7 separate regions of the Homo sapiens genome follow, and all the other regions are linked to region 1. The links are chromatin contacts, found by Hi-C or POLR2A ChIA-PET in ENCODE. All regions are on one chromosome and are shown on one strand. Each heading gives the region's core, a stretch centred on a gene start or an enhancer-like site at or near the end of the contact. The rest is flanking DNA. Distances are from core to core; before and after follow the strand shown. Region 1 holds the start of MLEC (malectin). Region 2 holds the start of KNTC1 (kinetochore associated 1). Region 3 holds the start of DIABLO (diablo IAP-binding mitochondrial protein). Region 4 overlaps CFAP251 (cilia and flagella associated protein 251). Region 5 holds the start of PSMD9 (proteasome 26S subunit, non-ATPase 9). Region 6 holds the start of SETD1B (SET domain containing 1B, histone lysine methyltransferase). Region 7 overlaps RHOF (ras homolog family member F, filopodia associated).

Region 1 (3,029 bases), core at 304-2,803:
TCGACTTGGGAAGAACTAACTATTTTAGTAAAAGCAAGAGCCAAATCTGGGCATCGCAGAAAAAGAATGAGAGAAAGTGAAGAGTGAGTCTGTCTCCTGGTTGTCTGGAGGTGGCATACTGCCAATTTGGTAGCCTCTGAACCCAGCATACAGTATCAATCTCCTAGCAAAGAACTTCCTTCTGAAACCTGTTTTCCAATCCCTCCAACAGAAGAAACAAAGATTATAAAGCTGATCTTCCAAAACGGTGGTCTCGGGGCAACCTACATCACAAGCCCCTGGTGCAGAAACCTGGATCCCAGCAAAAAAGCTCAATCTACTATAATCAATTTCGAGTGGGGACTAGGAATCTGCATTTTTAACCAGCTGCCCTGGCAATTCTGACACACACTAACTTTGGGAAGGGAGCAGCTCCGTTAAAAACCACTGTTGCCCAGCAAGTTAAGTCACAATCATTTTCCCCCTAAGCTGGAATTAGAACTCTCAGGATCACCTAGGGGAGGTTGTAAGCATTCTCTGATAGACCATTCGGATTCTTACACTGGTTGACCCAGTTCACACACAGCCACCAGCCTCACGTGCAGGATGGCTTCGATAGAACCACCCTCTGGGGGCGGCCTGCCGATTCTACTTTTAAGCACACATATTCTTCGCTCGAAAAGAGGGCGGGGGAGGAGGCTACAATCAAACTTTCCTGGCCCATTCTCTTCGAAGATTCCTTCCTATTCTGGCTAAGAATCAAGCCCCGCTCCTGCAGAAGGGGCAAGGAAAGCGGCCGATTCCTGGGTCGACGAGAATCTCCCAAGAACTGTCTCGACAGGAGAAGCAGGGGCACCCATGACCTACAACCCGCGAGGCCTGGAGGTAGCAAAAGGCCGCCTTCGTCATTTCTCTCCCAGCTTGGATGGGAGTGAGGGGTTGAGAAAATGCAGGATGAGAAATCCAAATATAACTAACTTCTGGCCAACTCTCTGCCTGTATGACTCTAGGTACCTTGGAGCCAGTGCCAGGCCCTGAGCTCAGAGCGGGCCCCCGAAGAAGCTGCAGAGAGAAACTTCGCTCCAGAGACGCGGCCCCAGGGTCGAAAGGGGCTCGGGGCCCGCAGCCCCCGGCCGGCTGCGCCCAGCACAGCAGGCCCTGGATCCCGCGGCTCGGCAGGGGGACTCTCACCTCGGCCCACCCGGCCTTCCAAAGGGTCCTTGCGGAAGTGGATCCCGTGCACGTCCACATGCGCCTCTCCACCCGCGTTGACCGCCCAAATGACGCTCTCGGGCAGCCCGGCCCCCGCCGCGCCGGCCACGCCGGCCACGCCGAGCCCGGGTCCCCGGATCGCCGGCGGCAGCAGCAGCAGCAGCAGTCGCAGGAGCGCCACAGCGGTTCCCTCAACCGCCCAGGCTCCCAGCATGGCGGCCACCACCACGGGGGCAGCCCCCGCCGACCCTCGTCCTCGGCCGGCTGCCAGGCCACCCCGGACTCAGAAAAACAGCGCCACGGGCCGCTCCGCCTGAGCCGCCGGGGACATGTCGCTCTCAGGCCTCCTTCTTCTCAGCCACGGGTACCGCCTCCCACCTCAGGAACAACCTACCCCGCCGCCCTGCCCCCGGCCACGACGCTGCAGCCAATCAGCGCCCGGCCCTCATTAATTACCCACCACCCCGCCGGGAGGCGCCCGCTCATTGGCTGTCAGGCGCGGGAAAGGGCGTGGCTTCTCCCAGGCGCCGGCCCAGCAGTCGGGCACCAGATGGAGCGCGCGCAGAGGGAGTGAGTTCGGTTGAAGCGGCGGTTCGATGCGGAAGTGGCGGGTGCAGCGCCCAGGCGGCCCCGGAATCCCACAGCTGAATGGGAAAGGTGGCCTGGGGGGGGAAGGTTTAGGGTAGGGCGCACTGACATGTCGCCAGCACTTCCGGTGCTCTAGCTCCTGAGACCAAATAGGCTCTGGAGGGGGCGTGGCCGACTTTCCCGCCCCCTCTTCTTTTCTCAGGGAGCAGCATGAGCATAAATTCTAGTAGGAGAAGCAATGGACACTCTCCAGACCTAAGAGACGCAGTCCTTTTCCCCGCGTGAGGGAGAGGACCCATGCTTTCCCAGAGAGGCCGCGGACACAGGTCTCCAGGGAACGAATCCCATGAGAATAAGGCCCCGCCCCCTCCCCTTAGCGGGCTCGGGGCGGGTGGTAGCGTCCAGACGGCCGTCCAATGAGAAGGCTCCAACGCAGCGGAAACGCGTGGCTTTGAGAGCGAGTGGGTGCCAGGCTGCTCGCGTCTCCATGGCGACGGCCTCTGGCCGGCCTCCGCTGCGTAGGGGCGGGACCGAGGCACCCTAGGCGCTGGCGGGAGTCGCCGCCGGCGGTGCCCAGAGTGGATACCGGGGTTGTCCCGCACGGGCACGGCCCGAACTCCCTCCCTGCTCCTTCACAGTTCACCTGGCGCTCTCCCACACTGGCGATCCCTGCGCTTCGGTCGCTGTTCAAACTCCCATTTTTCCGATGGGGAAACTGAGGCATAGAAAGGGACTGAATTTTGCCAAAGGGTCGCACCGCAAGTGTAGGGCAGAGTCAAGGCAAAAACAAAAAAAACAAAAAAACGCTTATGCATTTTCCATAAATACTGGTCGATTTAGAAATTCTCCCTAAAAGGAAAAAAATGTATCAAGTCCCTGCTACCAGGGTTGTCAGATTTGGCAGATAAAATAGGAGAAGCCCAGTTATATTTGAATTTCAGATAAGCAAATGGGACCCACTTATACTAAAAAAAAAAATGCATTGTTTATTAAAATTTAAACAACTGGACTTCTTGTATTTTATCTACCAATCCTACCTACTACTTAGGCAATGAGCTTTGTGCTACATGAACAAAAAACACACCTGGGGTCCCGCATGAGAATCATAGACTTTGCACAACCCATAATGAAATTAATTGTTTAGTTAGAACAGTGGTAAGTGCTATACGGGAACAAAACAGGGTGCCAAAATAGAGACTATCAGTGGTGGATCTAAATGCACCCAAATTCCTTCCCAGGCCCCAAATTCA
Region 2 (3,029 bases), core at 349-2,848, 1.8 Mb before region 1:
TATATATACAGTTTGCCGTCAATATCCATGTGTTCCACATCCCTAGATTGCACCTACAGGCATAGCACATTTACACTGTTACGCAAGATAAGAAATCAAGAGATGATTTAAAGTATACAGGCAGATGTTCCTAGGCTACATGCAAATACTATGCCATTTAATGACAGGGACTTAAGCATCCTAGGGTTTTGGTATCTGTGGGAGGTCCTGGAACCAATCTCCCATGGATACCAATACCAAGGGACTAATTTAGTTGTACCCACCTGAAGGAGTTTTCTATTTTTCACTTCTGGTTTTTTGAGAGACGAGGGTCTCACTATTTTGCCCTGGCTGGCCTTGATCTCCTGGGCTCAAGCAATCCTTCTGCTTCAGCCTCCAAATGTTTTGAGTTTTAAATGTTCACAGAACAATGCTTGGTTGATGGCAAACATTCAATTTTAGGTGTTAGCTAATTTGTTATTGGGCTGAGAATTGAAGATCATAGTTTTATAAATGTTTAAAGAGTTCTTCCTAAGAGCATAAGCAAGGGAACAGAAACAAAACATGTTTGGAGAATAGAGAAGTTTCAGTGGCTGGTGTTTGGGTGGGAGTGAGGAGATGAAGAAGGAGGGACAGGTTGGAATGAATACCTTTATGGGTCTCAATTTCCCACATCTGTGAAATAGAGAAACCGCCCGTAACTGCCATATTTACTTATTCAACAAATGTTTATTGAATACCTATTTACTATGTGCCAGACACCTTTCTAGGAACTGGGAATATAGCTTGAACAGAACACAAAATGTCTTTGCCATTATGAAGTTTATGTTTTTGCGGGAAAAACGGACAAAAATAAAATTGTTAATACGTATCTTGTTATGCTACCTCCACAAAAAAGCAACTGCACAAATAATTACAAAAAGTGCTAAATGATTTGAAGGAAACAGTGATTAAATGGATAAGGTGAGGCGTCGCTGAAGAAGGATTTGTTTGGGAAGGGAAGGAGGTGACATCTGAGCTGAGACCTGAATAACAAGAAGTACGCAAAACTTAGGCGGAACGCGACGTAGGCAGAGGGAACAGAGTGCAAAGACTCGGAGGCTGGGTAGGAAGCGTTTGATGCTGCTGCCGGGTCAAAGCAAAAGCAGAAGACAGTGAGGGAGAGAGCAGTGGAGTCCAATAAAACCTCGACCTCAAGATTGAATTTTATTCTCAGTACAAGGGGTAGAAGGGGAACTCAGCAAACGAGTGGTCTGATTTTATAATTTTGAGATCACTCTGGCGGCGGAATGCAGAACAGATTCGCGAATACGAGAGAATGAGCAAGATGAAACACTTGTCAGTTAGGCCTCCATACTTAAACGCTCTCCGCTGGACATCGCCGCCAGCAAAAACCGACTCCAACCTCTCTCCTGCCAGCGTCAAGGGGAAAACAACAGGAACTGAGCAGAGGCTGCAGCTACTTCGTCCTGAACCCACCCCCAGTTCCCTACACAGCGCAGCTCCCCGTCCTCACCTGCAATTGAAGAAACTAAAGAGGAACACTCAGATATCTGGCCCCTCTTCCTGACTCACACAACCGCCTCTAGTCTTTAGGTTCCATGCCACAGGCTTAAATTGGCGGGAGAACACTAAACCCAACCCCTTTACGGCGGCCGGAAGAGACCAAGATTACTTTAGACTCGAAATAGGAAGTTGCCCCACCCTGAGTTCCGCCCATTCCGTTCTCCCGACTGCGCATTCCGGGGGTGTATTCTTGGCCCCGCCCTCTTCACGGTCTTTACACTCCCCTATGAAAGAACACCCAATCACCGCCTCGAATTGCGTTGTTATAGAAACTTTTGTTACCGCCCCTTTTTCTCCCAGCAAGCTGTGCGACGCGCCGGGCCTCCTCGCCTTTGTGCCATCCGGGTCTCTCGCGCGAGCGATTTAGTCTGAGGCGAAGCTTCGGAGCGGCCGGTACTGTTGAAAGCGACAAGTGGAGGCGCCGCTCTAGCGGCCGGGACTCTGAACTATGGCGGTAGGTACCGAATCTGAGTTTAAAGCCAGGGATATTTTTCTGCTACGTTCCAACAGTGGGTGAACGGCTCCCAGAACCTTGTTCGTGTGTATGTGTGTAGACAAAATGGCGCCGCGGCCTTCTTCTGCGCCCGCCATCATGGCTGCCTGCTGTAGGGAGGGGGAAGTAAGGCGGTGTTGGTGGGGGTGGGGAGCCGCAGGGAGTGCCTTTTTTTTTCCAGAACTTTCCTCCTCTCTTCCCCAACCCTACGTTCCTTTCGCCTCACTGAACTTCCTCCATTTTCGCTTATTCACCCTGGCTAGTGATTTATTCTAAGTTTTTTTTAGGGCCTGAGAATTTGCGGTGGAGAAAGGGGCTGGGGAAGAGAAAGACGATCAGGAGTGGTCTCTGAAAAGTATTGGGTCAAAAAGGCAGTGTCTGTAAAGGGTAGTGTGGGAGAAGAGAGCGACTTGTAGCTATTTTTTTTTTTGTACGCTCAATGAGATGCTTCTAGTTGCATAATTTCAATTAGTGTTCGTCCGTGTAAACCTTATTATTGTGTATTAACGAGCTAGGAAGGTATTGCTGAAAGGGAGTGAAAATTCAACTTAAAAGGTTGTGGAACTACCAATTCTGACTGATGCGCGGTTTCCGAAGTGGCCCGTGATGTAATCAATTTGAAGTCCGAGAAGCGTTACAGTTAAGTCTTGTCACTGACCTTGTTCCTTTAAATTTAAACCCTTCGTTGGCCGGGCGCGGTGGCTCACGCCTGTAATCCCAGCACTTTGGGAGGCCGAGGCGGGCGGATCACGAGGTCAGGAGATCGAGACCATCCCGGCTAAAACGGTGAAACCCTGTCTCTACTAAAAATACAAAAAAATTAGCCGGGCGTAGTGGCGGACGCCTGTAGTCCCAGCTACTTGGGAGGCTGAGGCAGGAGAATGGCGTGAACCCGGGAGGCGGAGCTTGCAGTGAACCGAGATCCCGCCACTGCACTCCAGCCTGGGTGACAGAGCGAGACTCCGTCTCAAAAAAAAAAAAAAAAAAAAAA
Region 3 (3,029 bases), core at 294-2,793, 1.5 Mb before region 1:
GGGCGGGCAGGGTTGCCAGCGCCCCGCCTGGGCTAGGAACGCCTGTGCGCAGCTCCCTGAGAGCTCGGGGACCACGCGGAGGTTGTAATTGGTCTCTAGACCACACCTAGTTGTTGAGTGCCGCTGCTTGAAAATCTCAGTTCTGCCGAGATCGCAGAATACACACAAGCTACCTTTGGGCACCAGAGCAGACAGAACCGCGGAGCTTCAGGGTGGAAGATTCGTGGAAACTTTGCCAAGTAAGTGAGGTGGGGAGAGAAGGAAGCCAGTGCCTGACACTGTGGGGAGTGGCTGGGCAAAGCAGCATTGGAGGTGTTGTAGGGTTCCTACTGTCTGATGAGCTGGTGTGGGGTTCTTACTGTCTGATGTCGTCTCTGGTGGAAGTTAGCAGGGCTGGGGCAGATGCACAGAGCACGGTGGCGGGGGTGAGCCCAGGATCGGATTGATGCCCACCCACCACCTGGCACCCTGCAGTCCCAGCTGGCCAGAAGGCAAGCATGCTGGACCACAAAGCAAAGATCCTCCAGCTCTGCTGCTGGCAAGCCTTGGGGCCAGGGGACTCACAGAAGAGCAGGTTTGGGCCTGTGCCTTCCTCCTGCCCAAATGGGTCTCTCTCCCCTTCCCCTTCCAGCCAGGGCCGCAGCTGGGGCTGCAGCTTGAGTGACGGGAAAAGAAAGGTTTACTCCACCAGCGCATTAGCGGCACTCACAGCATTAAAAATGCAGGAGGTGGTGGGAGGAGCGGGCCAGGGAGGAAAACTCATGCAGCTGCGGGGCGCGGGGAAGAGCCGGGCTTCTGCCTCCTCAGCCCGGATCAGAGCCGAAGAACGAGGGCAGTTTGGGTTGAGAAGGATTCTCCAGTGTAACCGAGAAGCGAGCGTCCAGGAGGCTGTTGGGGAGGTCGGCACTGTGGGCTTCCTGGCCTTCGTTTGCTGTTTCGAGGGCCAGGACCTCGTGTGTTCCCGTCCGCCCCTCTGGGACGGCGCCAGCCCGGCAGGCCGCCGACCGTCCTGGGGCTCCCGCGCAGCGCGATGCCGGCCTCGTCCACCGTCCACGTGCTGCAGCTGCTGCGGGAGCTGCTCGCCTTCGTGCTCCTCAGCTACACGGTGCTCATCGGGGCGCTGCTGCTGGCCGGCTGGACCACTTACTTCCTGGTGCTGAAGTGACAGCGCCGTCGCCGCGCCCGGCCCCGCCTCCCGCCCGGCCCCGCCTCCCGCCCGGCCCCGCCTCCCTAACTCACCAGGAAATTCCCTTCAAGCCCTGGCCCGAACTGAGTCCCCGCCCACCCGCCAGCGTCACGGCGCCCGACTCAGCTCCGCGCCGGACCCACCTCCGCGCCCTCAGGCCCTGCATATGCCCCGCCCCGCGCGGAAGTTCCGGCGGTTGGTTGCCTTGCGCGGCCGTTACAGCCTTTGCCCTAAGCCTCGCCCCCTTTCCCCCTGCCTGCCCAATCCCGACTGCTTCCTTGGGTGGGGGCGTGGCTATGGGGCGAGGCGCTCTCAGGTGGAGGCCGTGCCCCGCTCCGCGCTCACGAAGCTGCGTCACTTCCGGCGTGTGCGTCTGGCGTCCGCGCGCTGCACAATGGCGGCTCTGAAGAGTTGGCTGTCGCGCAGCGTAACTTCATTCTTCAGGTACCGCTGCGGCCGCGTAGAGGGGACAGGACCAGAGGGAGGGACCGACGCGGACAGCGCTGTGGCCCGGCCCACGGCGCCCGCCTTCCTTACGCGCTCATCTCTCGTCCGCCCAGCTGGGTCGCGGCGTCTCGCTCCGGTCGGGAGGACTGAGGACAGCCCCGCCTCCGCCCCCTGGGTCAAGCCCGGCTTCCTTTTCAGTTCGTCCATCTTCTAGAAACGAGTCCCCGAGACCCCGGGCTGCCTTCTTGGGGCTGCTCCGCCTCCTGACCAGCCCTCGTCAGCCACTCGAAGTCCCTGAGGAGACGTGGAGAGGAGGAGGGACACGGCATGGGGGGAGTCCGGGAAGGGAGACGAGCGTCTGAAGACGTCCTCCCGAGGGCAGAAGGGGCCGGGGGAGCTGGCGCAGGGCTCTCTACCTAGCGCTGCAGGCTCCTGGGCGATTGTAGCGGGACCGTCACACACAACTGGCACCCAGGCCAGGGGTCCAGAGCTAAATTCTGCCTGCAGGAGCGGTTATTGTGGCATCCGTTTCTAAAAAGTTTAAAGGCAACATTTTATTTTATTTTAATTTTTTTGAGACAAGATCTGCCTCTGTCGCCCAGGCTGGAGTGCAGTGGCGAGATCTCAGCTCACTGCAACCTGTGCCTCCCGGCTTCAAGCGATTCTCAGCCTCAGCCTCCCGAGTAGCTGGGATTGCAGGCGCCCGCCACCACGCCCGGCTAATTTTTTTTTTTCTTTTTGTTTTGTTTGAGACTCAGTCTCGCTCTGTTGCCCAGGCTGAAGTGCAGTGGGGCGCTCTCGGCTCACTGCAACCTCTGCCTCCCAGGTTCAAGCGATTCTCCTGCCTCAGCCTCCCGAGTAGCTGGGATTACAGGAGCGTGCCACCACTCCGGGCTAATTTTTGTGTTTTAAGTAGAGATGGGGTTTCACCATGTTGGTCAGGCAGATTTCGAATTCCTGACCTCAAGTGATCCACCCGCCTCGGCCTTTATTTACTTATTTTTTTTTAATAGACACGGGGTCATGTTGCCAGCCATGTTGCCCAGGCTGGTCGTGAACTCCTGGGCTCAAGTGATCCTCCCGCCTTGCCCTTGGCCTTCCAAGTGCTAGGATTACAGGCGTGAGCCACCAACACCCTGCCTGAGGCAACATTTTAAACTTGGTGTATGTTGAAAATTTCAAAACCCCTCAGCTGTCCTGCATCCTCATTTAGGTTCCTGCTTGGCTCGAGTTTGAGTTTACAGCCCCTGCAAGTAAATCCAAGAGCCTGTTACAGATTGGCGGTCGTGCCTTATGAAATCTGACTTCTACTTCCAGGTACAGACAGTGTTTGTGTGTTCCTGTTGTGGCTAACTTTAAGAAGCGGTGTTTCTCAGAATTGATAAGACCATGGCAC
Region 4 (3,029 bases), core at 387-2,886, 1.3 Mb before region 1:
GGCCGGGCGGGGGGGCTGACCCCCCCCACCTCCCTCCCGGACGGGGCGGCTGGCCGGGCGGGGGGCTGACCCCCCCACCTCCCTCCCGGACGGGGTGCTGGCCGGGCAGAGGGGCTCCTCACTTCTCAGACGGGGTGGTTGCCAGGCAGAGGGTCTCCTCACTTCTCAGACGGGGCGGCCGGGCAGAGACGCTCCTCACCTCCCAGACGGGGTCTCGGCCGGGCAGAGGCACTCCTCACATCCCAGATGGGGCGGCGGGGCAGAGGCGCTCCCCACATCTCAGACGATGGGCGGCCGGGCAGAGACGCTCCTCACTTCCTAGATGTGATGGCGGCTGGGAAGAGGCGCTCCTCACTTCCTAGATGGGATGGCGGCCGGGTGGAGACGCTCCTCACTTTCCAGACTGGGCAGCCAGGCAGAGGGGCTCCTCACATCCCCGACGATGGGCGGCCAGGCAGAGACACTCCTCACTTCCCAGACGGGGTGGCGGCCGGGCAGAGGCTGCAATCTCGGCACTTTGGGAGGCCAAGGCAGGCGGCTGGGAGGTGTAGGTTGTAGTGAGCCGAGATCACGCCACTGCACTCCAGCCTGGGCACCATTGAGCACTGAGTGAACGAGACTCCGTCTGCAATCCCGGCACCTCGGGAGGCCGAGGTTGGCGGATCACTCGCGGTTAGGGGCTGGAGACCGGCCCGGCCAACACAGCGAAACCCGGTCTCCACCAAAACCAGTCAGGCGTGGCGGCGCGTGCCTGCAATCGCAGGCACTCGGCAGGCTGAGGCAGGAGAATCAGGCAGGGAGGTTGCAGTGAGCCGAGATGGCAGCAGTACAGTCCAGCTTCGGCTCCGCATGAGAGGGAGACCGTGGGGAGAGGGAGAGGGAGAGGGAGACGGAGAGGGAGAGGGAGTGGGAGAGGGAGAGGGAGAGCTCTTGTGATTATATTTTTCTATGCACTTGCTAATTACAATACATGTAATCATAACATAAGATAAATTATAATTTGGCTGGGTGGGGTGGCTTACGCCTGTAATCCCAGCACTTTAGGAGGCTGGAGTGGGTAGATCGTTTTAGGAGCTTGAGACAGCCTGGGCTGTGAAATCCTGTCTCTACAAAAAAGACAACAAATTAGCTTGGCGTGGTGGCGCATGTGCCTGTAGTCCCAGCTACTTGGGAGGCTGAGATGGGAGGATCACCTGAGCCCGGGAGGTGGAGGCTGCACTGAGCCGTGATTGTGCCACTGCACTCCAGCCTGGGCAACAGGAGTGAGGAGTAAGACCCTGTCTGAAAAAGAAAAAAAAAAGAAATAATATATATAAATATATATAAATTACCAATGTAATATATGATTTAACTCAGTTCAGAACAGGAGACTAAGACGACAAAAGGAATTCATAAGGGCCTGAGTTACTCATACCCAGAGAGTTCCAAAGAGCTCAGCAAACATTCACAGCACAAACCACTCAGCATGTGATTCACCTCTTACTCTCTCTTCCCGTATGACTGATCAAGAATCACTACTCAACAAGCACGGAGTTGGCAGCTTCGGCATCACTGACATTTCCTTCCTGAGCCGACTTCGCAAGTGTTCGTTGAAAAGGCAGGTTCTGCTACTTGTCTGAACAAAGTTCATGCTTGGGAGAGGAACCTCGGAGCTGGAAATAGAACGCAGAGCTTGTTCTGAACGCCCCCGTGTGAAGATGGCTTGAGAGAAGCAGGAGTCCTAGCTGAGCGGCCCAGACGCACTGGTGGTTGTCAGTCAGCCTGGCCTTTGATTGGCATTCTCACGCCTGCTAAGGCGGGGCTTTATTCCATTCACCTGGAGAGCTTAAACAGTTCTGAGGCCCAGATCCTATTCCCTGAGAACCTGATTTTTTTTTTTAGATGATAGTCTCACTCTGTCGCCCAGGCAGGAGTCCAGTGGCGTGATCTCGGATCACAGCAACCTCCACCTCCTGAGTCCAACCAATTCTCCTGCCTCAGCCTCCCAAGTAGCTGGGACTACAGGCGCGCGCCACCACAGCTGGCTAATTTTTGTATTTTTAGTAGCAACAGGGTTCCTACTGTTGGCCAGGCTGGTCTCAAACTCTTGACTTCAAGTGATCTGCCTGCCTCGGCCTCCCAAATTGCTGGGATTACAGGAATGAGCCACCACAACCAGCTGAGATCCTGATTTAATTGGTCTGGGGACCAAATTTTTGGAAGCTTCTCATTCGAATGATTTGAATGCGTAGCCAAGCTTGAGAAACATGGCTGGAAGGCAAAGGCTCGCTGACATGTCAGGCTTCACAATGACCGGGAGGTCTTGTTCAAACAGACTGCTGGTCCCACCTGGGGGGTTTCTGAGTCTGGGATAGGGTCTGACCATTTGCATTTCTTGTAAGTCCCTAGGTCACGTGAAGTCAATCCTGTTGGTCTGGGGACCACACTTTGAATACTGCTGCTCTTAGACCACAGGGGTTCACGGAGGTGATACTGGTGCCAAAATGAATCAGCCCCAAGCTTGTGACTTTCAGTAGAGAGTAATAATGGGTGGCAGCTGCGGTGCACGCTCTAATTCTTTGGGCTCACATCTGTTTTCCCCATTAAGCTGTAGCCAGAGCTTTCATCTCTATTTCCCCGGCAGCTTAGTTCAGAGCCTGGCACATTATAGAGGCTCAGAGAAATGTTTACTGAATGGATAGATAGATGGATGAATGGATGAATGAATGAATGATGAAGTAAATAATGTGGACACAAGTGAGGCCACAAAAAGAATTCTCTTGAAACTCACAAGAAGCTTAGAATAATCATTTAGTGCCCTAGTTAATTTTACTCGATTTACTAGTAGTTACTGAGCATTTGGTTTAGTGCAAAGCCAATGAAATACAAGTCTCTCAATTATTACTAGAACAGTTCTGCATTCTGGTTTTCAATCTTAGTCACTGGGGTCAGCAAATATTTATTCAGTGTCTATTAAGGTCTGGGCCATGTGAAGAGATGCTCAAGAGACGATATACACAAGGAAAGCGAACTAACAGGCTCCATCGCCA
Region 5 (3,029 bases), core at 144-2,643, 1.2 Mb before region 1:
CACTTGGGGAGGCCAAGGTGGGCGGATCACCTGAGGTCAGGAATCCAACACCGGCCTGACCAACATGGTGAAACCCTGCTTTTACTTAAAATAAAAAATTAGCCTGGCGTACTGGCGCTCGCCTGTAATCCCTACTACTCGGGAGGCTGAGGCAGGAGAATCACTTGAACCCAGGAGGCAGAGGCTGCAGTGAGCCGAGATTGAGCCACTGCACTCCAGCCTGGGTGACAAAGCAAGACTCCGTCTCAGACAAAAAAAAAAGAAACTTCATCTTACATCACCTAAAATGCATTCCATCCCACCCTACTTGGGCATAATTAATTGCATCTTCCTCTGCAAACTGATCTGTGATTTTACACTAGATGGCATAAGAAAACCTGCATCAGCTTTTGAGCCAGACCCACCACTGCCACTTCCGAACTACATGACCTTAGATAGGCGTTTGCCCCACTCTGGGCCTCAGTTTCCTCCTTATGCAATAAGGATGATGAGCCTTATTTGTAACTCAAAGTTCGGTCCTTAGACCACTAGCATCAGCATTGCTGGGAGTTTGCTACAAATGCAGAATCTGCTCCCTTGCCTCAAACAAAATCTGCATTTTAATAAGATCCCCAGGTAATTCATATACACACTGAAGTTTAAGAATTCACGATACAATCAGCAAATGCCGGGTGCAGTAGCTCACGCCTGTAATCCCAGCACTTTGAAAGGCCGAGGTGGAAGGATCGCTTGAGGCCATGAGTTCGATACCAACCTGGGCAACACAGTGAGACTCTGTCTTTACAAAAAGTACAAAATTAAGATAAGGCAGTCAGCGAGGCACATGACAGCTGTTTAATCACCAAGTAACACCTGTTTCCCCCTCCCTAAAATGGAAAGAGTAACAGCATCCACCTCAAAGGGTTGTTGCAAAGATTAAATTAACTCAACAATGCACAGCACTTAAACCAGCGCCTAGCACACAGCAGGGCTCCACAAACTCTTGCTGGATATCAATATGGCTAACTCTTCAGTTGCTAAAGTTCTTTGCCTGCCTTCTTGTGCCGACAGAGGCCGCACTTGCGGCGCCTTGGGCCTCCCAGGGAGATCCGTTGCGGAGCGCCCAAACTGAGGCCGCCCTGGCATCCCAGTACCCCAGGGACTCCGGGCCGGGTTAGGCGACTTGGGGCGCCCCGAACCCACACTCACGCTTTCCAGCACGTCATAGTTGGCCTTGATCTGCGCTTCTATCTCCTCCTTGCGCCGCATCAGCTCCTGGACGTCGCTGACAGTCACGACGCCGGCCTGCGAGGAGCCTCCGCTCTGCCTCGCTTCCTCGTCGGACATCGTGAACCCCGGGCCGCGACTCCAGAGACCCGGCTCCCGGGCTAGGGACGACGCCCCAGTCGACCGTAACTACGGCTCCGCCCATGCGCCAAAACACCACAGCCGTCCGCGAACGCGAGAACAGTCAAGGGGCGGGGCTTGGGATGGGGCTTAGGGCGGAGCTGGGTCACCGGAAGCCGCGCCCTGCCGGAACACGTGCGCCTGTGGTGACCCGGCAGGAGTAGCGTCGGAAGCAATGGATCCCCACGCAATTGCACACCAACGCTAGGGGATGATCTCGCCCCAGCTGACTCATTTTCTCATTCGTGCAGCAGACATTTATTGAGCGCCTACTGTATGGATGGATACTGTACGCCAGAGAACCGCTGCGTGGCGCTCCAATTCAGTTCTTCACATCCACACAGCCCTGGAGGATTTACAAAATACATTAAGGTTCCTTATCCCTCACTTTACAGATCCGATATGCCTGAGTACACACCCCGTATCTTGCCACTTAACGGCAATCTGTGTGACCCTAGGTCACTACTTGGCTTCTCTGGGCCTCAGTTTCCTCATCTGTAAAATGGGGCAGTAATTGATAGCAATCTATCTCATAGAGCTGTCCTTCTGCTAACAAATATTCATGGAATGATTCCTATGAGCCATATACTGTTGAAGGTGCTGGATGTTCCTGTTAAGGCCTCTAAAAATCGTAGTGATAATAATAACGGTAACAGTGTTTATTTATTGATACTTATAATGTGCCAGACGCTGTTCTAAATGCCTTACATATATTAATTCAACAACCTCATGAAGCTAGATTATTACATCCCAATTTGACAGCTGAGAAAACCGTCTCAATAACCAATTTACCCAACTAGCAAAATGTGAGGCCAAAATTCCAACCCAGCTTACCTAAACAATCAACTTTGATATCTGACCATGTGCCTCTAATATTTTGTCTTGAAAAGGGCTCAGCGGTCATCTGTGTAGTATTCAAACATGTTTGCCCTGAATCTAATCATTGGAAAACAGACATATCCAAAAGAAGGGACATACTTCAAAACAACTGGCCTGAAAACTTCAAAAAAAGTCAATGTTGTGAAATACACATGGGGAATAAGGGGTGGGGGACAGAGAAAGGAGGCGGATATGCAATTGCCTAGATTTAAGAACACTAAAGATGTGCATCAACTAAATGCAATGGGCCAGGTGTGGTGGCTCATGCCTATAATCCCAGCACTTTGGGAGGCTGTGGCAAGCAGATCATTTGAGGTCAGGAGTTTGAGACTAGCCTCGCCAACATGGTGAAACCCTGTCTCTACCAAAAATATAAAATATTAGCCGGGTGTGGTGGCACACACCTGTAATCCCAGGTACTCAGGAGGCTGAGGTCTCGAACCCCTGGCCTCAAGTGATCCAGCCCAGCTCGGCCTTTCAAAGTGCTGGGATTACAGGAGTGAGCTACCGCACCCCTCAAAAATAAACTAACATTTCTAACATTATCGAGAGAGAGAGAGAGAGAAATACAGGTGCAGTGGCTCATACCTGTAGTCCCATTATGCTGGGAGATCAAGGCAGGAGGATCCCTTAGGTCCAGGAGTTTGAGACTAGCCTGGGCAACATAGCAAGACCTCCATCTCTACAAAAAAAAAAAAATAATAATTAATTAGCAGAGGACCAGGTGTGGTGATTCACACCTGTAATCCCAGCACTTTGGGAGG
Region 6 (3,029 bases), core at 1-2,500, 1.1 Mb before region 1:
GAGGTGGGGGAGGGACGGCGGGGCAGTGGGGAGGGGTCCTACCTTGAATTTGGGCACCGACAGCTCCAGCTCCTTGTTTTTGGTCCAGATCCCGACGACCCGGGGATCTTCGACAATTTCCACCGGGCGGTTGCTGGACATCTGTGGGGAGAAATTGGGGGGCCGGGATGAGAGAACTGGTCCCCCTCCCCATGGGCAGACCCCTTTCTCGAGGCACTTGTCAAACTCCAGGGCTGGGGCCCCGTCTGACAGTTGGCCGGGGGATCGGGCGGGGGGTCCCTGGCCGCTAGGCGCGTCTCCCCGGACACGACGCGGGGCACGGCTGGGGGGGCGCGCCGGCTACTCACCGCCAGGCTGAAATGCTGCCCATCGTAGCGGTACAGTTTATGATGCCCCTTTTTCAGAGCCGGGTCAATCATCAACTTGTAACTTCTCCAATGGTGGTTCCTCCTCTCGCCCGAAGGGCCGGGCTGCGGCGGGGGCTGCTGGTGGTGGTGGTGGGGGGGGTGACTGTTCTCCATGCCGTTAACCCAACCTGAAAACCAGCAAGTTGTTGTCGTCTCCGCCGCGGCGGCGGCGGCGGCCGCTTCTACACACACGCGAAAGAATCCAATCGGCAGGCCCCCACCCCCTCCCACCTTGCCAGCGCGCCCCGAAAGGAGCTGTCTCGCTGGCTCCCCCCAAAACAAGAATGGAGCGAGAGAATAACCCTTCCGGGAGAATTACGCGCCCGCCCGCTCGGCCACCGTCTCGGGGCGGCAGCGAGGGGCTCCCGGGGGTCCCCTGGGCGGGCTGGCGGGGCCCGGGGCGCCCGGAGGACGCGGACTCCGGCCCATGGTGCCCGCCCGGCCGCCCGGCGTGGCGCTCACCCGCTAGCTCGGCCCGGCTCTGGCGCGAGGCTGGCGGCAGGGCCTGGCGGCGCCGCCGCCCGCCCGCCCGCTCGCCCGCTCGGGCCAGGGCCGGGGCCGGGGGCTTGGGCCGCCCGGCTGCCGGCCGCGGCCTCTCCCTCCCCGAGCCGCGCTTACATCCCCGCCGGGCGCCGGCCTCCCTGCGCCGCCAGCCAGTACATGGTGTCCCCCGAGGGAGCCGAGGCCGGGGCGGCCGGACCGGGGGCCAGGAAGGGGGGGCGCCGCCGCCGCGGCTGCCGGGCCCGGAGCTGCTGCCGCTGCCGCCGCCGCTGCTGCTGCTGCTGCCCGGGAGGCGGCTGGCGGCGGAGGCTCGGCTCCCAGTAGCCGCACATCCCACAATACACCGCTAAGGAGCCCGACCCGAGCGCTCACCCTCCTCCTCTTCCTCCTCCTCCTCCTCTTCCTCCTCCCCTCTCCTTCCTCGCCGCTTCCCCAGGCACTCTCCCGGCGGCGGCAGCTGCGCCGCCAAAGCCCCGGGCCCCAGCGGCCCCCCACCCCTCACTCGCGCGCTCCCACACTGCCTCCCCCTCCCCGGGGGAAGGCCTTTTAATTTATTTATTTTTCTGGGACTGGGGTGGGGGTCTTGGCTGGCGGGGGAGGGGGTCTCCCCGGGCTCTACCTCCCGCGGCCGGGACTACCCTCAGAGCCGCGACCGCCGCGGCGTGCGTCCCGGGCCTGCAAAACTGTTTCCAAACTGCCCGGGCCGGAGGCGGGCGCGCGGGGCCCGGGGAGATGGCTGGGGTCTGGGGGGCCGAGGGTGTGTGTGGACGCTGGGAGCCGCGGGGGGAGGCCGGCGTCGACTCAGAGGAGTTGCAATCGAGGTATCTGCGCTCCGGCTTCCTCCTGCGGCCCGCGACCCCCTCCCCGGAGCTGAGCTGGGGAAGGGAGACCAGGGTTCACCACGTTAGCATTCGCATTCCTGGGAGGATGCAGCCCTCGCCTGGACCTGGGCGATAGACGCCTTCTTCTGTTTTTATTTTTGGAGGGGAGCGCCCTGTAATTGTCCTGAACACATGCTTCCCCCCCTTCCTCCAGCCACCCGCGGAGGAGAGAGTCCCCCTTTTTTGCATTTATCTTTTCCTTCCCCTTTCTTTATTAAAGGTCCGGGAGTGGCGGCGGCCAATCAGCGCGCGGCTTCCATTTTGTGAGTTCAACTCCGAGGCTCCCGGGCTTCGCGAGGACGCGTTTGCAGCCCCCTCTGCCGCTCCTCTCTGGCGGCCGAGGCGCAGGAGCCGCCTCGCCGGGGCTCGGAGCTGGTGTAGCTCATATTGGGGCTCTTTTCGGGGTTTGTAATTTGGCCGTGGGTAGGTAATTGGCTGGAGCAGGGCGGCAGGGCGCGGCAGCCAATCAGCGCGCGGCTTCTATAGGGCTTGAGTTATTAGACGCTGATCTCAAAACATCCTTCATCAGACACGAAGGAGAGGCCAACAGATGAGGGAAGCCATTTTTCTGCAATGGAATTAAATGGCCAAGTGGGTTTTTCCTTTGTTGCAAATGGGGAATGTTTTTCCTTTGACTCTACCATCCAGTTCAGGACGTCTCAGTGTGTTTAACATTTGTCAACAGGCCCAAGGACTCACAGTTGGAAGACTGGAGAAGACTTTTTAAAAAGATCTGGATTTTTCCTTATGACTTGGAATCCATCTTTGTCTTGTATAACTAGGTCATAGCACACCATTCATGTCAGCAGTTAACAGTTTTGAATTCCAAAAAAACCTAAGTAAATGACATATTTTTTTTCCTCTTTTTGTTCTATGGGTGGGTGGGGGGAGCTTGGAGCTGTCTTAATCTGTATTCTCTTGACTGAACAATAAATTTTTAAATATATCTAGTTTCCTCTATTAAACACTTAAACCTGGCCATCTTATTAACTCCTTCTCTCTTTTTAACAAGGTAATGTTTTAAATGTATATAGCTTTAGGACTAGCGAAATGGCAGCAACAAAAAATTGTGAGCAGTTGTTACTCTTTTAGTTTTTAAAAAACCTTTTACATTGTAAGTACCCAATCCATTCTGTCCTGACGCAGTACAGTTTTGATGTTAATGTTGCTGAGATGTCCTTAATTTTCCGAACCTTCATCTGCATGTATGTCTTTGTCTCTCTTGTCTAATATAAGCCAG
Region 7 (3,029 bases), core at 382-2,881, 1.1 Mb before region 1:
TACAAGCATGCGCCACAGCGCCCGGTCTAGACCATGACTTTTATATGAGAGAAAGAGAGTCGATATTAACCATCTTTATTATGACTGTCATCAAGGCTCGCTCACTTTTCACATCTCCATTTCACAGATGAGAAAACTGAGGCCCAGAGGTTAATTCCCGGTTGGGAAGGCTGGGGACAGCTTCCTGGAAGAACTGGTGCTTTTAGAATGGCCTGGCAGGCAGCTGACCTTGGGGACTGGTTGGCCTCTGGCTCACAGGGTGCTTGTCTCTGACCTTGACAAAGGCCCCCTCCACCACTTGCGTTCTTAACAGGAAGAACTGTCCCCACCCAGCGCACCTCCCAGGGTGGCTGCTTGAATGAACACAGGTCAGGAAGTGGAATGCCCTTGCCAAGGCTGCAGGGCACCTAAAGCCAGAGAGATGACGATTAACCCTCTTCAACCACTCCTTCCTTTGAGCCTTCCTTCACCAAACAGGTATTGAGCTCGCCTGTGTTCCCAGGGACCCAACAGTGAACAGCACAGAGGTGGTTCCTGCCCGCAGGAGAGGCAAACCAAAAAACCCAGAGAATTACTGTTTTTTTTGTTTTTGATTTTTGTTTTTGTTTTGAGACAGAGTCTCGCTGTGTTCCTCAGGCTGTAGTGAAATGGCACGATCTCAGCTCACTGCAACCTCAGCCTCCTGGGTTCAAGCAATTCTCCAGCCTCAGCCTCCCAAGTAGCTGGGACTACACGTGCCTGGCCCCATACCCGGCCAGTTTTTTGTATTTTTAGTAGAGACAGGGTTTCACCATGTTGGCCAGATTGGTCTCGAACTCCTGACCTCAAGTGATCCACCTGCCTCAGCCTCCAAAAGTGCTGGGATTACAGGTGTGAATCACCCCGCCCGGCCCCAGAGAAGTATTGTGAAATCAGGTAGGGGTGAGAGCCATGAGTAAAGCCACTGTCATGGGGCAGACTGCCAAGGAAGCTGTTTCAGAGCAGTCAGGAAAGGTCTCTGGGAGGAGGCGACATTCCATAGAGCCCTGAAGGAGAGGAGGGAAGGAGCCACACTGCTCCCTGTTGAAAGAGCCTTCTGGAGGAGTGAACAGCAAGGGCAGAGGCCCCAGGAAAGGCAGGCAGGGTGTGACTGCCTCCAGCGCCCCGGGGCTGACTTCTTCCCTCACCCACTGCAGCCTGATGCCTGCCCCGCCACCTCCTGTCCTGATGTCACTGCATGCCATAGTTGCCAAACCCAGTGGGCAAGTCTCAACCCTTGTCTCTGCTGTGTGTGACGAGAGTGGAACAACCTTGGCTGACATGGTGGCTCACGCCTGTAATCCCAGCACTTTGGGAGGCCGAGGCAGGTGGATCATCTCAGGTCAGGAGTTTGAGACTAGCCTGGCCAACATGGTGAAACGCCGTCTCTACTAAAAATACAGAAAAAAGGCCAGGTGCTGTGGCTCACACCTGTAATCCCAGCACTTTGGGAGGCCGAGGCGGGTGGATCACAAGGTCAGGAGATCGAGACCATCCTGGCTTACACGGTGAAACCCCGTCTCTACTTAAAAAAATAAAAAAAAAATTAGCCGGGCGTGGTGGTGGGCGCCTGTAGTCCCAGCTACTCTGGAGGCTTGAAGCAGAAGAATGGCGTGAACCCAGAAGGCGGAGTTTGCAGTGAGCCGAGATCACGCCACTGCATTCCAGCCTGGGCGATAGAGTGAGATTCTGTCTCAAAACAAACAAAGAAAAGAAAAGGCTGGGCACGTGGCTCACACCTGTAATCCCAGCACTTTGGGAGGCTGAGGTGGGCGGATCACGAGGTCAGGAGATCGAGACCATCCTGGCTAACACAGTGAAACCCCGTCTCTACTAAAAGTACAAAAAATTAGCTTGGTGTGGTGGCGGGCACCTGTCAAGTCCCAGCTACTCAGGAGGCTGAGGCAGGAGAATCGCTTGAACCCGGGAGGCGGAGGTTGCAGTGAGCTGAGATCGCACCACTGCACTCCAGCCTGGGTGACAGAGTGAGACTCCGTCTCAAAAATAAAATAAAATAATAAAAATACAAAAAAAATTAGCCAGGCATGGTGGCACCTGCCTGTAGTCCCAGCTACTCAAGAGGCTGAGGCAGGAGAACCACTTGAACCCAGGAGGCGTAGCTTACAGTGAGCTGAGATCGTGCCACTGCACTCCAGCCTGGGCAACAGAGCAAGACCCTGTCTCCAAAAAAAAAAAAAAAAAAAAAGTAAAGAAAAAAAGAAATGAGAGAAGACGTCCAAGGGGGCCCCATTTTATAACCTTATCCACGGTTTCACTTTCTGTAGTTTCAGTTACCTGAGGTCTGAAAATATTACCTGGAAAATTCGAGAAATAATTCATAAATTTTAGATCATGCACTGCTCTGAGCAGCGTGATGAGATCGTGCGCTGTCCTGCTGCATCCCACCCGGGATATGATTCGCCCCTTCCTCTGTGTATCCCTGCTGGAGACACCACCTGCCTGTGAGTCAGTCAGTAGCTGGCTCGGTAACAAGCCAGGCTGGTCTTGAACTCCTGAGTTCAAGTGATCCTCCCGCCTTGGCTTCCCAAAGTGCTGGGATTACAGGTGTGAGCCACGGTGCCTGGCCCTGTTTTATTTTATTCTTGTTGTTAATCTCTTACTGTGCCTAATTCATAAACTAAGCTGTCTTATAGGTGTGTACATATAGAAAAAAACAGCGTATCTAGAGTTCTAGACTGTGGTTTCAAACATCCACTGGGGGTCTTGGAATCCACCCTTGTGGGTTAGGGGGACTAATGTACCTGTTCACTCCGGCCATATTTGTAAAAGGGAATAAGTTATGCCAGAACTGTGAACCCCATTGTTACATCTTAAAGGACCAGAACCTATTTTTGCACAATACAAAACAAAATAGCACGTTAGTGTGTATCAGCAGAAGGAACATCCCACTTGGAATTTCATGAGCTGGGGTTGACTCCTGGCCCAGTCACTGAGTCATTGACCTCAAGCAAATCACTTCATTTCTGTGACTCTCAGGTTCTTCCTATGTT

What was found. Hi-C counts contacts between places; a loop is a spot of excess contacts on that map. ChIA-PET counts read pairs that join two places held with the same protein, here RNA polymerase II (POLR2A). Pooled maps may share reads with other maps.
Region 2: a loop to region 1 is called in a map of CD8-positive, alpha-beta T cell, with 37 times the contacts of the local background. The contact joins the promoter of KNTC1 here to the promoter of MLEC in region 1. A Hi-C loop is called at or near these places in 2 of 168 maps with a recorded cell type or tissue (CD8-positive, alpha-beta T cell and naive thymus-derived CD4-positive, alpha-beta T cell) and 11 of 50 pooled maps.
Region 3: a loop to region 1 is called in a map of natural killer cell, with 10 times the contacts of the local background. The contact joins the promoter of DIABLO here to the promoter of MLEC in region 1. A Hi-C loop is called at or near these places in 3 of 168 maps with a recorded cell type or tissue (naive thymus-derived CD4-positive, alpha-beta T cell and natural killer cell), 1 of 37 single-sample maps with no recorded cell type and 11 of 50 pooled maps. POLR2A ChIA-PET finds 5 or more read pairs at or near these places in 2 of 52 experiments (B cell and T-cell).
Region 4: a pooled map shows a loop between it and region 1 (4-fold over the local background). The contact joins the enhancer-like site here to the promoter of MLEC in region 1. A Hi-C loop is called at or near these places in 1 of 37 single-sample maps with no recorded cell type and 2 of 50 pooled maps. POLR2A ChIA-PET finds 5 or more read pairs at or near these places in 1 of 52 experiments (activated CD4-positive, alpha-beta T cell).
Region 5: a loop to region 1 is called in a map of B cell, with 14 times the contacts of the local background. The contact joins the promoter of PSMD9 here to the promoter of MLEC in region 1. A Hi-C loop is called at or near these places in 1 of 168 maps with a recorded cell type or tissue (B cell) and 8 of 50 pooled maps. POLR2A ChIA-PET finds 5 or more read pairs at or near these places in 1 of 52 experiments (activated B cell).
Region 6: a loop to region 1 is called in a map with no recorded cell type, with 17 times the contacts of the local background. The contact joins the promoter of SETD1B here to the promoter of MLEC in region 1. A Hi-C loop is called at or near these places in 9 of 37 single-sample maps with no recorded cell type and 12 of 50 pooled maps. POLR2A ChIA-PET finds 5 or more read pairs at or near these places in 2 of 52 experiments (B cell and OCI-LY7).
Region 7: a map with no recorded cell type shows a loop between it and region 1 (4-fold over the local background). The contact joins the enhancer-like site here to the promoter of MLEC in region 1. A Hi-C loop is called at or near these places in 7 of 37 single-sample maps with no recorded cell type and 7 of 50 pooled maps.

What each region holds. Positions count from the first base shown.
Region 1 is chr12:120,685,673-120,688,701 of GRCh38, reverse strand. MLEC (malectin) reads right to left here and starts at 1,553. Exons shown (of 5, transcript NM_014730.4): 1 at 1,171-1,553. The coding sequence starts at 1,405. LOC105370029 (a long non-coding RNA gene) reads left to right here and starts at 1,553. Exons shown (of 3, transcript XR_945449.3): 1 at 1,553-1,848. RefSeq lists silencers at 1,195-1,494, 2,335-2,434 and enhancers at 1,249-1,750, 1,845-1,974, 2,065-2,174.
Region 2 is chr12:122,525,818-122,528,846 of GRCh38, reverse strand. It overlaps KNTC1 (kinetochore associated 1), which reads right to left and starts at 1,598. Exons shown (of 64, transcript NM_014708.6): 1 at 1,496-1,598. RSRC2 (arginine and serine rich coiled-coil 2) reads left to right here and starts at 1,911. Exons shown (of 10, transcript NM_023012.6): 1 at 1,911-1,999. The coding sequence starts at 1,994. RefSeq lists an enhancer at 1,772-2,231.
Region 3 is chr12:122,224,566-122,227,594 of GRCh38, reverse strand. It overlaps DIABLO (diablo IAP-binding mitochondrial protein), which reads left to right and starts at 1,543. Exons shown (of 6, transcript NM_001371333.1): 1 at 1,543-1,630; 2 at 2,951-3,029. The coding sequence starts at 1,581. It overlaps LOC128125816, which reads left to right and starts at 1,031. Exons shown (of 1, transcript NM_001414998.1): 1 at 1,031-1,165. The coding sequence starts at 1,031. The coding sequence ends at 1,165. LOC101593348 (a long non-coding RNA gene) reads right to left here and starts at 1,153. Exons shown (of 1, transcript NR_103497.1): 1 at 1-1,153. RefSeq lists enhancers at 1-397, 398-1,229, 1,179-1,473, 1,527-1,766, 1,777-1,826 and 1 more and a silencer at 1,097-1,236.
Region 4 is chr12:121,990,843-121,993,871 of GRCh38, reverse strand. All of the region lies in intron 19 of CFAP251 (cilia and flagella associated protein 251), which reads right to left. Among named protein-coding and RNA genes, the nearest start is that of BCL7A, 30 kb to the left of the region's middle. RefSeq lists enhancers at 1,606-1,705, 2,788-2,837. Within about 2 kb of position 1,636, at least 13 of the 41 ENCODE cell types and tissues checked have a DNase peak (open chromatin) inside an H3K27ac peak, as active enhancers do.
Region 5 is chr12:121,887,154-121,890,182 of GRCh38, reverse strand. It overlaps PSMD9 (proteasome 26S subunit, non-ATPase 9), which reads right to left and starts at 1,393. Exons shown (of 6, transcript NM_002813.7): 1 at 1,189-1,393. The coding sequence starts at 1,326. It also overlaps a transcript of HPD not described here. RefSeq lists enhancers at 509-1,122, 1,090-1,489, 1,123-1,736.
Region 6 is chr12:121,802,230-121,805,258 of GRCh38, reverse strand. SETD1B (SET domain containing 1B, histone lysine methyltransferase) reads right to left here and starts at 1,250. Exons shown (of 17, transcript NM_001353345.2): 1 at 1,026-1,250; 2 at 348-535; 3 at 43-141. The coding sequence starts at 521. It overlaps LINC01089 (long intergenic non-protein coding RNA 1089), which reads left to right and starts at 2,313. Exons shown (of 4, transcript NR_152740.1): 1 at 2,313-2,628. RefSeq lists silencers at 956-1,015, 1,056-1,185, 1,456-1,705.
Region 7 is chr12:121,784,618-121,787,646 of GRCh38, reverse strand. All of the region lies in intron 2 of RHOF (ras homolog family member F, filopodia associated), which reads left to right. Among named protein-coding and RNA genes, the nearest start is that of RHOF, 7.6 kb to the left of the region's middle. RefSeq lists a silencer at 244-293. Within about 2 kb of position 1,631, at least 23 of the 41 ENCODE cell types and tissues checked have a DNase peak (open chromatin) inside an H3K27ac peak, as active enhancers do.